Linked DNA regions of Mus musculus: region 2 is linked to region 1. A link is a loop called in an ENCODE intact Hi-C map of the cell type or tissue named here. Cell type or tissue: gastrocnemius. All regions are shown on one strand. Links, peaks and the distances in the headings refer to the core of each region. The heading gives the core; the rest is flanking DNA. Region 1 holds the start of Dnase1l3 (deoxyribonuclease 1-like 3). Region 2 overlaps Abhd6 (abhydrolase domain containing 6).

Evidence for each region. Hi-C counts contacts between places; a loop is a spot of excess contacts. Peaks named below come from ENCODE experiments on the same cell type or tissue, not always from the same donor. Only the 100,000 strongest peaks of a DNase experiment are listed, where the experiment ranks them.
Region 2: it touches region 1 in a loop (1.9-fold over the local background); 23 of 42 quality-filtered maps call a loop at or near these places.

The regions. Positions count from the first base shown.
Region 1 is chr14:7,992,749-8,001,081 of GRCm38, reverse strand. It overlaps Dnase1l3 (deoxyribonuclease 1-like 3), which reads left to right and starts at 6,900. Exons shown (of 8, transcript NM_007870.3): 1 at 6,900-7,252. The coding sequence starts at 7,097. In gastrocnemius, for the core only: CTCF peaks have their summits at 3,504 and 6,697 (motif pointing right); DNase peaks (open chromatin) are centred at 3,479, 3,732, 5,191, 6,677 and 1 more place; H3K4me3 peaks cover 527 bases; H3K27ac peaks cover 441 bases.
Region 2 is chr14:8,039,603-8,047,935 of GRCm38, reverse strand. Abhd6 (abhydrolase domain containing 6) reads right to left here. Exons shown (of 9, transcript NM_025341.4): 3 at 8,032-8,188; 4 at 6,704-6,817; 5 at 5,110-5,242; 6 at 2,311-2,468. Among named protein-coding and RNA genes, the nearest start is that of Gm41094, 12 kb to the left of the region's middle. In gastrocnemius, for the core only: a CTCF peak has its summit at 3,390 (motif pointing right); a DNase peak (open chromatin) is centred at 3,442; H3K27ac peaks cover 776 bases.

The DNA of each region.
Region 1 (8,333 bases), core at 274-8,273:
ACCTGGCGCTCTGGAGGACCTCCGAGGCTTTGTGAGACACATGCTGCAGGCTGAGGTAAAGACTCCACTGAATTCACAACCTGTGGGAGACATTGGAGAAACTGGGGGGACTGTTGGAAATGCACCTCATTTTAGTGACGACGCCTCCTCACCATTGCGGCTACATTTGAACACAGCTAGGTTGGATGTGAGTGGGTCTCCATGGAAACAGCTTCCACTGACTTTCTGTAGAGAATTGGCTTTTAGTCCCAGAATTAATTCTAAATACAGTTTCTGGACTTTCTCTGTACCACCTTTACACAGGAGCTCCTTAGGGCAATGCAAAGCAAAGGATGAGGGCACTGGTTGGTCTCTGGCATGTCAATTCTGCCGATCACTCAATGGACACTCTGAGAATTTGTCTACTCTCTCTCAGCTCCAGCTTATACCCTACTATACAATAGGGACAGTATAGCATTTACCTCTTACATTTATCCATGTTAAGAAATTCTTAGGTAAAATAAATATTATGTCTACTACTTCTTGCTTGCCCATCCTCTGCGTCCTAACCTAACCCTAATGCCAGAATGATCAATTAATTCCGATTTGCCTGTGACTTGTTTATTTAGTGTTGCAAAACTAGTACCCTAGGGACTGAGTTGATATCACGCTTGGGCAAACTGGAAAGTCTAAAGTAGCCAATGGGACGCAAGGCGATTTGAGCTAGAGATTTAGTGTGGCAATTCAAATTTGTGACTGACTTTTGGCCATTGGATACAGATATTTCAGAGACCCAGAAAACTCAGTGAAACTGAAGACAAGCCCATTAATTCCTTAACTCTGAGTTAAGGCAGAAGGCATTTTGGTCATCCTTTCATGCTTTTCTTAGTCTGAGTTCTGTTGGTATAACAGAATACTGGGCTGATTTATAAAGAAACAAGAGCCAGGTGTGGTGGCTGCTTGACTTTAATCCCAGCATTCAGGAGACAGAGGCAGGTGGATCTCTGTGCGTTCCAGGCCAGTTCTGGTCTACAGAGCTAGTTATATACATATAGCTAGGAAATGTAGGGCTGTTATACAGAGAAAAGCCTGTCTTGAAAATGAAACAAATACAAGACAAAACAAAACAAATAAACAATTCCACCATCACCACCACCACCACCAACAACAAAACTAGGTTCATCTTGTCTCTCGGCTCAGAAGGCTGGAAGGTCCGGTCAGGGAGGTGCTGTGTGCTACTGACTGCTTCAACACATTGCAGAAAACATGGGGAGGAAGAAGCAGAGTGAGAAGAAAGCAGAACCCAGTGGGAGGATTGGTTTGTAACAACCTGGAGGTGAGATAGTCTTCCATGTAGCTTAGACTGTCTCACTCAACCTGCGTACACCTGTGGAGTCCTGGGATGACAGGCATGTGACATCACACCTGGCTTAATGTGTCGTTCTTGCTAGAACAAGCCCAGTCCTGTAGAAGAGGACTGCTCCCTCTTAGTCATTAATCTTGTTTTAATGGTTCCACCACCTCTTAACACAGTTCTATCAATCATATTCCGTAACGCAACCTCCACCCTTGTGAGGGCAAACTGTTGAGAAAGTGTCTGGAAAGCCCCACTGTGTACAATGATTCCACATACCACATCAAGAACTACTCGTGTCAAAGTGTCCAGAGCTGATGTCTTAAATCAGAACACTATGGACTGGAATGGCACTGACCTGCATCTAAGTTTGGTCTGGGGGCCTCTTCGGAGGCTCTCCTCTACAGAGGAATTCCCTGTCTTAGAGTGTCATTCCCACCTGGAGAGTCACTTGTGAGTCACCATTTAGTTGAGGTTTGACAGCTGCTCCAACCTGCTTTCCTACTCTGCCTTTTCAGCTGGTGTGGCTTCTGATGGATTAACCTATGGAAGCCTAATGTAGGATGACTCAGAAGAAGATATGATGCTCCGAGAACATGACTCATAATCCACTGGGGACCCCTATGCCACAGTCTGGGTGTCCAGAGAGCTTGGTGTTTCTGTGTATTTGAAACTCGTCAGAATCAAAATGGAGCTTCTTACCCTAACACAAACCAGGAGCTTCTGAGGGAAACGCTCCTGGCTCTGTCATTTGGCAGTGATTACCACCAAAAACACTCTTCTAGAACCGCTACCATACACAAAGGCCATCACAGTGACTCACAGAATTATTTCTAGACAAGCACGGTGGCACATACCTGTAATTCCAGTACAGGAAACATTGAGACAGGAGAATGGCAAGTTTAAAGTCAGCCTAGGCTACCTGAGACCAGAAAAAAAGTGGGGGAGGGGGAGGAAGGGAGAAGGGGGGGGAGAGAGAGAGAGAGAGAGAGAGCTAGACACATTCAGAGAGCTTTTACTATATAATTGGACTGTGTGCTTTCAGATAGTCAAAGTTATGATGGAGGGAGGGGTCATATAATGTTCGAGTGAGAATAAAGATGTTCTAAGGGAAATACTGTCAGACCAGTCTCCTGTCAGGCAGAGGGGGGCGACTTGCCTCCCAGGAAGTGATTTCATGGAGTTCTGACAAAATGTGGGACCACTTTTCAGATCAGACTAGACAGTGATGCATCTGTGACAGGCAGGGTCAGACCTTAGCCTGCACTGGTTTTTTTTTTGTTTGTTTGTTTGTTTGTTTGTTTGGTTGGTTGGTTGGTTTTTTTTGGTTTGGCTTTTTTGAGACAGGGTTTCTCTGTATAGCCCTGGCTGTCCTGGAATTCACTTTGTAGACCAGGTTGGCCTCGAACTCAGAAATCCGCCTGCCTCTGCCTCCCGAGTGCTGGAATTAAAGGCGTGCACCACCACCACCTGGCTAGCCTGCACTGTTAATGATGCATATCTTTTGCCTTCCAGGTAGTCACTGTCCTAGTTGTCCCTCTTCCCAGTGTGACCAACTGAAGGGATCTCCTTTCTCTGCTTTTCACTTTCACTTCTCTTTAAGGCCCATTGAGGACAGGTGGCGAGCCTGGCTTGTCAGGAATGCCAGTGCGCAGTTGTGACATTAGAGGGGACCCAAGGCAAGACTGCTACACAGATGCGTAATTTAGATGGGATCCCGGGGGACGGGGGGTACTATGAAGGACATTACTAAACTGGCTGGCAAAACCGGAGTAATATTATAGATTAGGTAACAATACTGTATCATTGTTAAACCTGGTTTTGGTAATACTCATCTGGATATAAAGAAAACATACTTGTTCCTGGGTCATGCACCCTGATGTTTAAGGGTAAAAAGTCACACTGTCTGAATCCTGCACCTGAATTGAAAAACTTGTACACAGAGCAGCTAGCAAAAAGGAAAGGTTAGGTAGAGTATATGATTTCTTCTCACCGTTTTTGAGATTTGTATGTACATTTGGGATTATTTCAAGGTAAGAAGATAATTGTAGGTAGGTGAAAGAACTTCATAATTTTTAGCGTACCTCTGCTTCCAGGCCCTCACAGCGCCCTCTTGTGGTCAGGCTGGGAAGGTCAGCTTGATGCCAACAAGCTGCTTTAGTATCTCCAGAGGCCTTGCCCTGTTTGTTTGCAAGAAAGCTGTGAGAGAAGAGCAATGGAGGGAGGAAAGTGAGAGAGAAGAGCTGCCAGAGGGAGGAACTGGAGAAAGAGCTGCAATGGTATCGTTTGACCGACTGCGCTCTTTTGATTAAAATCTGAGGGACAGTGTTTAGCACTGAGGGGGGAGACGCGAAGGCACAGCCAGCTCATCAGCCAAGAAACCGTGCTCCCACCTGCCAGACGAGGGCGCTGCTTCCTCTAGTTTCTACCCTGAAGGGCCAACGCGGAACTCCGGAATGAGATGCCAGCTGCGGAATTAATGCGAAATGAAGAAGATAGAGTCACGCCAAAGCAAGGTCCCATTTGTGCCCTTATTTAAGATCGATACTCTGTTCACTATGGTTTTTTTTTAATAAATTTTGATTTTTACAAAATATGTAATGAAATTACCTTGATTTTTTAATTTGTTTGGCATTACCTTGAAATTTGTACCCCAAACCAGCATCTTGTTGGCCTCTCCCTAGCCCAGCCTGGCAGATCTAATAATCTATGCATTGCAACATCACCAGCTCCAAGTCACAGACTGGTCAGGCAAAGTCTGAAGTTATACGGGTCTTTTTGTACCTATAAACAAAGAATTAGCCAAGAGAATTCGTTTTGAGAAAGCAAATGAAAGTCTTCGATGTCACACCATAACCAATGGCTGGGCTCAACGCAATGTCTTGTCTCTGACTTTCTGTTCCTTCATCTGAAAACTAGAAATAGCAATGCTTTTCCTATGATATTTTAGAAACTGCTTCTCCAATTCTCCCTCCCTCCCTCCCTCCCTCCCTCCCCCCAACTCCCCCCCCCCCCCCCGTGTTGCATATGTGATGAGTGTGGTGAGTGCAGCATGGGCTCATGTGTGTGTGTGTCAATAGATGTGGAGGGCCAAAGAGTGTGTCCAGTGTCTGCCTGGACCACTCTTCACCTTATTCCTTTGAGGCAGGGGCTCACTGAGCCTGGAGTGCTCACAGTTTTTGGCTAGACTGACAGCCAACAAGTCCCTGTCTCCATCCCTCACAACCCTGGGGCTATAGGTATATATGAGACCACGCCCAGTCAGGCGGGCTTAGTGGACCACGCCTTTAATCCTAGCACTCGGGAGGCAGAGGCAGGCAAATTTCTGAGTTCGAGGCCAGCTTGGTCTACAAAGTGACTTCCAGGACAGCCAGGGATATACAGAGGAACCCTGTCTCGAAAAAACAAAAAAACAAAAAAACAAAAACAAAAAAAACCACGCCCAAGTTATTACACAGGTGCTGGGCTCCCAAGTCAAATCCATGCTTGCATAGCAAGTTCTCTTGACCACTGGACTGGCTCTCCAGTTCACAGATAACAATATTTTGTTCACACAGATGAAAGGCTAGGCATTGTGCTAAGTTAGCGTTTTAGTTAAAAACTAACTTTCACAGCTGTACTATATGGGAGCAAATATTGCCCATTTTTAAAGTGAGGGAACGGTCACAGAGGTTTAGTTATTTGTGTGTGGTTGAACAGCCAGTAACTGGAAGCACACTTGCTCTGACCTCCACACCAACATTCTCAACTAGACTGATCTAGTGTTAGGGGGGTGTTACACCTGGGGCTGGAAGCAGGGGTGAGGAGTGGAAGGGGCGAGAGGGAGGCAGTGGGAGAGGAAGTGTGCATGATCTGGAGCACCTACCAAGAAATATGGCCGTTCTGCCAAACAAGAGCCCCTAAGGGGATGGAGAGGTCGTTTGCTTGGTTGGATGCTTGCTAGCATGCTTGGGGCTGTGGGTTTGACCTCCCAAAGCACAAGAAGGGGGAGCAGGGGCCCTCAGAAGGTGAAGGCAGGAGAATCCGAAGTTCAACGTTATTTTTGGCTACATACGGAGTTTGAGGTCAGTCTGAGCTAGGGGTCCTGTTTCAGAAAAAGAGAAGGAGAAAAAGGAAATTTCAAAGAATTTTGAAAGCATGACACGTGAGCCTTCTCTTCCTATGGTGGTTCTCTTCAGTGCAAGTACAGCCTGCGTATACTCTGTCCTGTGGGGCTGAAACTGAGAGCCTGTTTCATCAGCTGGTACAAAGGGGTCCACAAGAATACAGCTCCCACTGTGAGAGAATAGGGACTAAGAGAACCAGATATGAATGATGGTGGCCTAGAAGCATAAATTTAGGCTTCCCAGATACTGAGTTTCTACACGATAACATCTTGGGGTTCTGTTTGCTTGTTTATGCGTATGGGTGTTTTGTCTGCATGGGTGTCTGGCACCCTGTGCATGCCTGGTGTCTGTGGAGGCCAGAAGAGGACCCCTTGAACTAGAGTTCCAGACCATGATGAATGGCCATGTGGGTGCTGGGAGTTGAATTGGCACCCTCTGAAAGATCATTCGGTGCTCTTAAGCTCTGAGCCATCTCTACAGCCCCTAGTTTCAGGATGTTTTTATAGGAACAAAACAAAAGAAAACATTGGTGGGAATACCAGGTAGGTGGCTTCAACAAAGCAGAAAAACCCATGTTATTGGCCTTAGTTGCCACCTGATGACATTCTTGGATTCCTGGTTAGAGGGAGCTAGGGCTCTGCCCATGTATTCCAACAGGGGTTTACCTGACTGTCACAGGATGTGAGGTCAAGCACAGGTGTTGGCAATGGGTGGCCTTTAAAGGGCGCTGAAGATGGCTGCAGGAGAATTTGAGTTTTCAGTCAGAGCGGTGGTATTAGCCAATCAGCTTTGTAGGATCTGGAACGTGGGTGCGGCTCCACCACCCCATCCCTGGTGCTTTGGTTTACACACATGAGTTTTGCTAGAATTACACAACGTTAGCTTGTGCTTCTCACCGCAAGCCTGAAGCTGCTGATGAGATGTGATGACACAGTAGTGTGTGCATGTCGCAGGATTGCTGTCTGGCTGCTCACACATTGCTTCGCACAGCTGCGTCAGACACTGGAAACACCTGTTTGGGTCACACGACCCAGCCCTGCCCACCCTGGGACTTTCCTGCTGGCTCTTTATCTCTGCTGCCTCTGAGGGCCTCAGCCTGTGACGCTTCTGCTCCTGGGATCTCCACCTCACCTTCCTCAGATGCCAAGGTATCCTTGCTTCACTGAATTCAAACTAAACCTGACCTTATGCACCCACGGGGACTGCTAAGGAGACACTGCATAGATGTGTCCAGTGGTGACTGTTCACCAGGTCTTTGTCCCCCAGCAGGTGGCTCCACCAGTCCAGTTCCTTCTGTGTGAACATTGCCAAGCTCATCAACTCTCAGGGAGAGGCCCATGGCTACCACAGGAGACATGCCTAGAGATCAGAGCTAACCCCACCCCACCCCTGCCCACTGAGATTATGAGTGGCTTTTAAGGAGGCTGGTTTGTAAATGCAGCATGACGTTTTCCTCATGAGGACAAGAAAACCAGAGGCCTCTCTAATGGCTAACCCATTACCTTCATTTCCTTGGGGATTGAAACGCGTGATGGTGAGTTCCTCAGAGAAGTGAAAGTGACCTAGAGGGATCCAGTAATTCCTGTTATCAGCCTGCTTTATAAGTCAGTGAGCCAGGCACTGTCTTCATCCAGCCTGAAGTCCCAGGAGTGCAAAGATGTCCCTGCACCCAGCTTCCCCACGCCTGGCCTCCCTGCTGCTCTTCATCCTTGCCCTCCATGACACCCTGGCCCTAAGGCTCTGCTCCTTCAATGTGAGGTCCTTTGGAGCGAGCAAGAAGGAAAACCATGAAGCCATGGATATCATTGTGAAGGTGAGTCATGTTCCTGTCCTGGACACCACTCGCACCTTCTCCCAGCTGTGGACTCCAGGGGTCTGAAGTTGCCCTGGAGGTGAGGGGGAGGTAAGGACAGGCTTAGAAGGTGGCTAATGATGATGGTCACTCCATTACCATCATCACTCAGCTCTGGGTATTCTCTGTTCCATCTTCAGACTGGGTGGATCTGTGCTTCCCTCGGGGGTGTTGCAAGTTTGCTTGAGCAGGTAAATGTGATGCTCTTGCCAGAGTCTGGCTGGCAGTCAGTTCCAGGTACCGGCTGCTGTTCTGACGGTTTTAATTGAACATACTGAATGTCTGTGTCAGTCACTGTAAATACATAGTCTCATTTGTCAACTTTTCAAGCAAGGGCTGTTGAAGAGAATGAACTCAGAAGGGCTATGAGGTGCTGGGGAGCTCCAGGGGCTGGTGGTGAGGGAGCTGGGGCAGCCCTGCCTGCCTCCTCTTCATAATCTTGGTGAAGCAGGGGAGCCCCCTCCTGGCGCTCTCTCCCTCCCTCCTCCCCTCCCTCCTGCGTTCTCTCTCTTTCTCCCTTCTTCATTCTTCCCTTGCTGTCTCTCTCCTTTCATCCTTTAATCCCTTCATCCCTCTCCCCCATTGATTCCCCAACTCTCAGTTCTGCTCTGTCTCCCTTTACGAATATTTCTGTCCTTGGGCAATATGACCTGTCTGGGAAAGCTGCTTATAGTTTTCTGGAGCCAACTGACTCTCTGTCCCATGGGTTTTGATCCTGGGACTCTGTGGGGTGGCTAGTACTTAAAAACAAACAAAACAGAGTGGGATTGGGGTTTGCTTCCTTTGGTAGGATGCTTGCTTTTTATGAAGTCCAGAGTTCTATCCTCAGCCCTGCACAAACCAGGCATGGCGTCCAACACCTGCAATCTCAGTACTGGGGAGGTACAGGTAAGAGGGTCCAAAGTTCAAGGTCATTGTTGGCTGTAGAGTAGATTAAAGGTCAGCCTGGTCTACACAAGACCCTATCTTAGCACAACATGACACACACACCACCACCACCACCTCTACCAGTAACAGCAGCAGCACCAAAGGTCCCAGTGTG
Region 2 (8,333 bases), core at 35-8,034, 47 kb before region 1:
TCTGTGGTCTATCCCATGCTTCCCGCCATGCTGTATTGACTGATGGTATGCCTGCAGGGAAGGGGTCAAGAGACAACGGGATGAACCCCCTGAACCCATGGTGAGATTGAGTATTTTCCCACGATGGCAGACAGCTAGCATATGGACCATGGCTGCTTTGGACTGGATCAGCTCTCTAATGCATGACTGGAATCTGAGAGGTTTTGAAGGGGGAAGCCCAGGGGTGAGGGTGATGACTATTTAACAGCACTGTGCTCTGAGGCAGACATTTAAGTTTTTCCTCTGTCCAACCAGGATCCATGCATCTACCCATCTGTCTCCAACTTTGCTTAATTACTCAATTCCTCTTTCCCTGAAATATATATATATTGTGTTCAATAAATCCATCCCTGTATCCACCCACCCACCATTCTGTAGCCTTAAATCATATAAGCATACACATGTATCAACTCACATAGCTACCTAACCTGTACCTACCAATCCACCATCGCTGACACTATGGCCTCCTCTCAGATCCACCATCCATACAATCTTCTAAGTAGGACCTTCTTTGTGAAGGCACACTCCTAAAGGCTGGAGACAGACAGGCCTGATCTTACAGAGCATCCAGCAGGAGATGCGTGAACAAACACAACCACAACCACAAGATGGCCTAATGGGTTCAGTGCTAGGCGGCCCTGCCCTCCCGGGAAAGAAAAGCTTCTGAAGCTAACTAACAGTATTTCCTCTCAGGGTTTTTATCCCTGACAGGGAAAGGCATGGAGTCTCCTTTGGCCGCTACATTCCAAACACGTCATAGTGGGCAGAGGACAATGACACTTTCTGACTAAAAAGGTATCGAGGACAGAGTTCACCTCAGAAACAGATATGGCTGCTTCCCCAGATATAGGCCGCACTTACTGAGTCATGGTTCAAAGTCTGAATAACTGTCCATTCTCACAGCCTAAGAGGACCCCACCCGCCCAGTCAGGGTTCCATGCTTCCAACACAGGAGATAACCTAGTCCATGGGCCCCAAGCTGTCGGCTTTCCTCTCCACACCTCTTCTTCAAGGATCTCATTCAGACCTATGACCCTCAACTGTGTCCTCTGTGGATAGCTCCTGCTTTGCCTTCAGGCCAGACTTCAGTTTGCATCACTTAAGTGTCTAGTTGCCTACTGGACATATCCCTTTGGAGGGCTCAAATGCAATCTGAACTTCATACATCCAAATGGAACTCTACACATGTTGTCCTGTTTTACCCATCCTTCCTCAAACCACACCTTAGCCCTCATCTTTAGGGCTCCTACCTCAGTCTGGACCATCATCTCTAAGCCAAAGAATATCCTAGGTAGCCCTGTTTCTATTTGTGTCCCCTACAGTCTTTCAGTGGCTCCCCTACTATGCTTAGAAAAAACATAGATTCATTCCCATAAACTATAGAGACCTACAATATCTGGGGGCAGGTCTGAGGAGACCATGAGGTCATGTTGTACTCATACTCAATGATGCTCAATGTCATTGCCTTTCACCTATATTCTCTTAAGCATACTATATAACATGAGATATCATATCTGTTTATGTTAAAACTTTGTTGTTTGTCTTATTTTTATTTTTAATTTTTTTTTTTTTTTTTTTTTTTTTTTTTGGTTTTCAAGACAGGGTTTCTCTGTATAGCCCTGGCTGTCCTGGAACTCACTCTGTAGACCAGGCTGGCCTCGAACTCAGAAATCCGCCTGCCTCTGCCTCCCAAGTGCTGGGATTAAAGGCGTGTACCACCACCGCCCAGCCTATTTTTAATTTTTAAAAAGATTTATTTATTATATATAAGTACACTGTAGCTGTCTTCAGACACACCAGAAAAGGGCACCAGATCTCATTACTGATGGTTGTGAGCCACCATGTGATTGCTGGGAATTGAACTCAGGACCTCTGGAAGAGCAGACAGTGTTCTTAACTGCTGAGCCATCTCTCCAGCCCTATGTTAAATTTTTTTGAGTTTCAATATCAACAAATATAACTCTCATAGATGAAAAGCCTTTTGGATTTATTAAAAAAATTGTTTTTCAATGTATAAGTCTTCATTTTACCTCTAAAACTCATTTCAATTTGTCGTTTTGTCTATTAATGTCTACCTACTGCACTGGACTGTTTCTGCCCAGGGAAGTCCCTGTGCTATGTACTTACCACAGTGTTCAGCACAGTGTCTGACATATCACAGGTAAGCTACATTGAAAACAATGAGGCAGGCAGGATGGTAGATGCAAGAGGATGTGTGTGTCTGGGTGGGCGTGCTGCAGGGACGGCAAGGGAGTGGCCGAGACGCCATACCTGCTGGGGCACCTTGAAGCGGACATAGGAGCAGAGCTGCAGCATCTCACTCATCTCTTCCGGGGTGGATGGGATCAAGGGAATCTTCTGAATGGCAGCTGACTCCTCCAGCTCTTTGAGCCGTTGTACAAAAGGATTGTCAGTTGAGTACTGCAGGCCTGAGATGCAAAACAGAAGAGCCCAATGACACACCTACCTTCTTACCACGCCCCAGGCAAACGCCCAACCAATGACAAACCCAGATTAATGTGTCAGGAGTCAGTCACCAGGAGCACTGGCTGAATGACCCTTTCTCACTGGGACTGGCACCACTGCTCAAAGGAAACATCATATTTTGAGAAACATAGAGAGTTAAGTTTGGTGGGACATAGATGCCTCCGGAGGCAGAGACAGGAGAATCACAAGTTCAATGCTAGCATGGGCTACATAATGAATTCTAAGCTAGTCTGGATTAAAACATTGTATTTTGGGACTGACTGCACACACTGTGGCCACAGACTAACATGAGAGACAGAAACCCAGGCTTAGCCTCTGGAATCAGAACCTGCATTGCATACAGCGGGATGAGCTGGAGAGTGGGAAGCTGCAGGCACGCACTGCTCAACCAGATGGAAGGAAACATGACGGAAAGACAGCCCAGGGCTGACCTTTACCAGGAAGGGGAATCACCTTCTCTAGGGGCTGCCCCTTCAGTCCTCAAACTTTACGGTTAAAGGAGCAACTGATTTCAGAGCCGGTGCTGAGAAAAGGGAGAAGAGAAGACACACTGGGGATTGTCTGAGTTCAATGCCCTTAACAGGCCTGCAAATGATCACATTTCATAATTTTTATTTCGTGTATATATTGCATGCATGTCTGTGTGAGGGTGTTGGGTCCCCTGGAACTGGAATTAGAGACAGTTATAAGCTGCCACATGAATACTGGGTATTGAACCAGGCTCCTCTCAAAGAGCAGCCAGTGCTCTTAATCTCAGAGCCATCTCTCCAGCCCCTCGCTGAAGGTTTTGGTTTTTTTTTGCAATTTATGTATATATGTTTTTAAATGTAGGAACGTCCTGTCTGTATGTACACTTACATGCCAGAAGAGGGCGCCAGATCTCTTTATAGATAGTCATGAGCCATCTATATGCTGGGTATTGAACTCAGGACCTCTGGAAGAGCAGGTAGTGCTCTAACCACTGAACTATCCCACCACCACGCTGAAAGGTTTTAAAGGTCGATTTAGTTTAGCTTCAGTAAGAGTTATAAGTGCGCAGCTGATGACTAGGTTTCAGCGCATCATATAAGACAACGCTTCTCAACATGTGGCTCATGAACTTTCTGGAACTCAGAAAGCTGAGCCAGGATAACAAGTTCAAGGCTAATTTTGACTAAGTAGACATACTCTGTCAAAACAAACAAACAAATCCTACTTTACTATGTGTAAATAATGCAAGTTGGAGAGAGTAAAATTACTATTTATCTACCTTGTGCTAGTAATCTAAGTTTAAAGACTTATGGGAGAAAAATAAATTAAAAACTCCAATTTGAGGTAGTAATTTCTGGAGTTACAGCTCAAACTCTTGTAAGATGTGTGTGTGCGCGTGTGTGTTTGAACACGTAAAAATATACTCATACAAAGATAAGCAGAGAAGCTAAAGTCCACTGACTTTCTATAAAGTTGTCATCATGTGACTATTTAGGAACAAGAAGGGGACTGGTGAGGGGTGGACATAGGGATTTAGGATAACCATGGTCAATGTTCATGACACCTTAGATTAAAAGGTTTCTATAAACTCAGCACAATAAACACATACTGATAAAAATCATGAAAAAATCTTAAAATAAGCGAAATCTTTGGCTTTTGCTCATTCTTTTGAATGAGAGTAGAATAGTACCTTCATCTCACAGGGTTAAGTGAAATTAAGTCTATAAAGAGATGTTAGCTCTTGAGGATCAACAGATGCAGGAAGCCGGCATGAGCACCACAGTCATGAGTACCAGGTGCTGCCTGGCACTGCGCGAGTCCACTGCCCACTGCCCACTGCCCACCTCCAGGTGCTGCCTGGCACTGTGTGAGTCCACTGCCCACCTCCAGCTCTCCGTGGAGAGGTCTGGTCTTCTGCTATGAAGGTAGACAAGTGATGCTATGTAACCTTGCCCCCCAAGTCATCCCTGATTGGTGAATAAAGATGCCTACAGCCTATAGATGGACAGAATTGAGATAGGTGGGGTTTGGATTCCCAGGCTTGGGATCTGGGGAGAGACCAAGAGGGGAGAGAGAAGGCAGAGAGGAGAGGAAGATACCATGAGGTAAGGGATCATAAGAACTGGCAGCGTGGGCTGGCCAATCAGAGTAAAGACGCCCTCACAGAACATGGCAAGGCTTAACTTGAGGTTATGGATAGAGAGGTAATAGCTTAGAGGGCAGGTATCTGCCCAGCTCAGGTGCCAATTAAGGCTTATTATAAATACTAAAGTCTTTTATCTAGGAACTGAGTGATAAAGACGGGGTAGAAACCTCGATCTGAGATTAGTTTTCATAACACTCTGTGGTACAGGATGGTTCCTAAGTGTGGGCGCATGTCCACCGTCCATCTCCAGCTCTCGGTGGGACAGGGCTGGCTACACAGGCCAAGTCAATTTGGCTATGGTTCTCACAATATAACTGTTACCTGGTCAGAGTTAACATCTAGCGTTGCCTGCCTCTGAAGTCTATCTACCAGGAGGATAGCTTTTTAAAAGTACTAACAGTAGAAGCTGTACAGATGTTTCTTTAAATTCAAGTCACTGGTAAGGTTGTCTTGGCCACATAACTCACCAGCAGGACACACGAGAGACAGGCTGCAGACATCAGATGGGTAGTAAGCGGCATATACTCCAGCCACGTGGCCACCCATGGAGGTGCCTATAAGGTGAAAGGGCTTTTTGTTCAGCTTAAGGCATTCTACAAACTAGGAAGAGAAATGAAAAGGAGGTGTGATTACAGCACGCACCGCAGAGTAGAGACACCGCCCCCCCTCAATGCGGTTGGACCCTCCCCTGGGTCTGACGCTGGCTATTAGACCCATTGCCTAGTTGAGCCCTGTGACAGATATGTACTTTCCTTTATATGGCACATGTGACTGTTGGGTCATTTATAAATATAATCAAATGATGAGGCTTCCCTTAATAGGTCATAAACTATCCTGTGAAGGGCCAAGGCGTCAATGGTTTTTTTTCCCCCTCTATGGGTCAGCTGGTCTTTGTATCATTACTCAACTTGGCTACTATGTCACAAAAGCTGCCAGAGGCAAATACATAAGCAACCAATCACAGCTGTGCGTCAAGAAGACTTAGTTTACAAAGGTAGGTGTCAGCCTTGGGGCCATAGTTTGATGACTCCTGCTTAATTTGAAGTCCTATCTGGCTAGTCATCCAGCCATCTACACATATGTCCCTCACTGGAAAAATATTTGTTGGGTACTTGTTATGTGCAAGTAACTATGGTTAGCTGCTGAGAATACAGCAAAGAGCCAGACAATAAGCTCTCATTAAAATATATAGTTCAGGGCTGGAGAGATGGCTCAGTGGTTAAGAACACTGGCTGTTCTTCCAGAGGTCCTGAGCTTAATTCCCAGCAACCACATGGTGGCTCACAACCATCTGTAATGGGATCCCGTGTGTGTGTGTGTGTGTGTGTGTGTGTGTGTGTGTGTGTGTGTACATATAGTTTTAACAGTGGAGGCAGAAATTATCAAGTAAATATCCTTATTTGGAAAAAACACCAATATGAACTTGAAACTTACAAACTATTCTTTTAAGAAAGGGTTCAAGGGCTCATGAGTGATAACTATAGGAGAGGGCCAGAGATGGAAACTAAAACACAATAACATGCAAAGTCTCCCAGCAATAACCACATGGAGGCAGAGAAACAGGCCTCTACAGGCAGACAGTGCATGGCTTGACAGAGGCCTGGGAAACTGTGCAGATGATGTTTCTTCATGGACAAATGGGCAGCTGGTGCTGATGGGCAGGGGATGGACCTCAGTGGGCAGAGTGCTTGCTTAACATGTACAGTTTCCTGGGCTTGATTCCCAACCCCACACAAAACATGGCTGCTAGCACACAGTCTTGTAATCATTGCACTTGGGAGGTAGGGGTAGGAGGATCAGAAGTTCAAAGCAATCTTTAGTCTACACAATGCCCTATTTCAAAATACAAAACCAAAAGGTTCAATAGGCTTAAAGGAAAAGCATCTGTAATAAGTTCAGGCCCTCCTCAAATGACCAGAGATGTCCCGAGGCTCCCATTGTGTTTGCAATCACTTGGAGACAAAGTATACTAGGGACTGGCCATGAGCCGCTGTGCAACTCTTGCCTGCTTTCCCTGTGCTAGGAAACTATGTGGGACTTCGGGTGGAGGGCCCTGCTTACCTGATGTATCCTTTTAACTTGCCCCACTATGGACAGGTCATCCAGGGAGGAGCGGGTGGTGCCTTCATGCCCAGGCATGTCCACACAGACCAAGTGCAGGTTCTTCGGAAGGAACTGAAAGCCCAGACCCTTACAGTCAGTATATGATCTACAAAAACTACCAAAAACCGTGCCTGCCCGCCCGAGTCTCTGGGGAGGCAGCCGCCGCGGACCCAGTGACCCTGACAGCTACTAAGATTGTTTCTGAGCCTCCACGTGTTTTACATGATACTTAGATGAATCAGTCTAGACAGCAGCCTCATAGGGAAGAGAGGAGCCCCAGACTGGTGCATAGATGCAAAGAGGCTCAGTGGGTGACTGGAGGGGATACACTTTTCCCTCCGAGCCATCTCAATGGTCCAACATCTTAAAACTTAATGCTGATAGCTCAGTACTGCTTCCTCTCTTTCTCGTGTCTGACTTCCTCCAGCCATGCGGCTGCTGTCTTAGAACCAGAAGGCCAGCTCCAGTGCTTTCCCCAACACCAGGAGGCTGGTCTCCACTAACTTTTTCTTTCTCCATCAGAGACTAACTCTTAAGGTGATTACTTTCCTTTCTGCTCTGTTTAGAAGATGCAGCAACTATAGCCAGGAATCTGAGAAATGTCAGTTATCAGAGATGTTTACTGAAGAAGGGACAAAGAAGATTCATTAAGGCTGAAAGATGGCTGTCCTCATGCCATGTGAGAACACAGGTGACTCAATGACATGTGCAGTTTCCTAGGAGCACTTCGTATCCCTCAGATACTGTCCCCCTTGAAGTAGGAATCCAGGATGCTGTGCTCTCAAGACCAGTGCCAGCCACGGCCTCCCCACCAGCTGGTCACTCTCCAAAGGACAGACAGAGGCCACACAAGTCAACTGCACAAAAAGTGACTTGGGAAGGGATTCTGAAAAGCTGCTAGATCTAGATCATTTCTCTAAATGATTAAGGAAAAGAAAAAAGAACAAACGACAGTAGGCAGAGGGGTTTGGGGATAGACAGGAAAAGGAGAGAGGAAATGTAGAATTAAAAAAAAAAAAAGAACACTTTTGGAAAAAACCCAGCCTCAAGCGTCACAGCGGATCTGAGGTGAGTGAGCTATGTTAGCTCACTCCCACCCTTACCGCTGCCTAAAAATATCCACACAGTGAGAAGATTCCAGAGACACAGGTTTGTTTTTTGTTTTTTAACAAATTAGTTCTGTGACACATACAAGGGTCTGAATAATATACTTTGTTAATTTTAAGACTTAACTTGAACCGTGTTCCCACCCATCTCCCTTTAAGGCAGAAGAGTCTGAAGTGTACCTTGACCACGCTGAGCCACATGTCCTTGTGTGCGGAGAATCCATGGAGCATAAGGATGGATGGCTTGTGTCCTGGCCTGCCCCGGAAGGAGTAACAGAACTGATAGTCCTCATGGTGTGCGTAGCGAACTTGCATGCCCAGTGTCCTCCGCCAGTACCTAGGGTCAAGAAAGGCAAGACACAAGTGCATGCTCAGGGGACATGGCTTTCAGAGGGACACTGGTCCTCTCTAGAGATCCTACTTGGAGATGAGACAGATGCTTATTCCAGCTCTTGTCCTTTACCCTCCAGGGGCACTAAGAA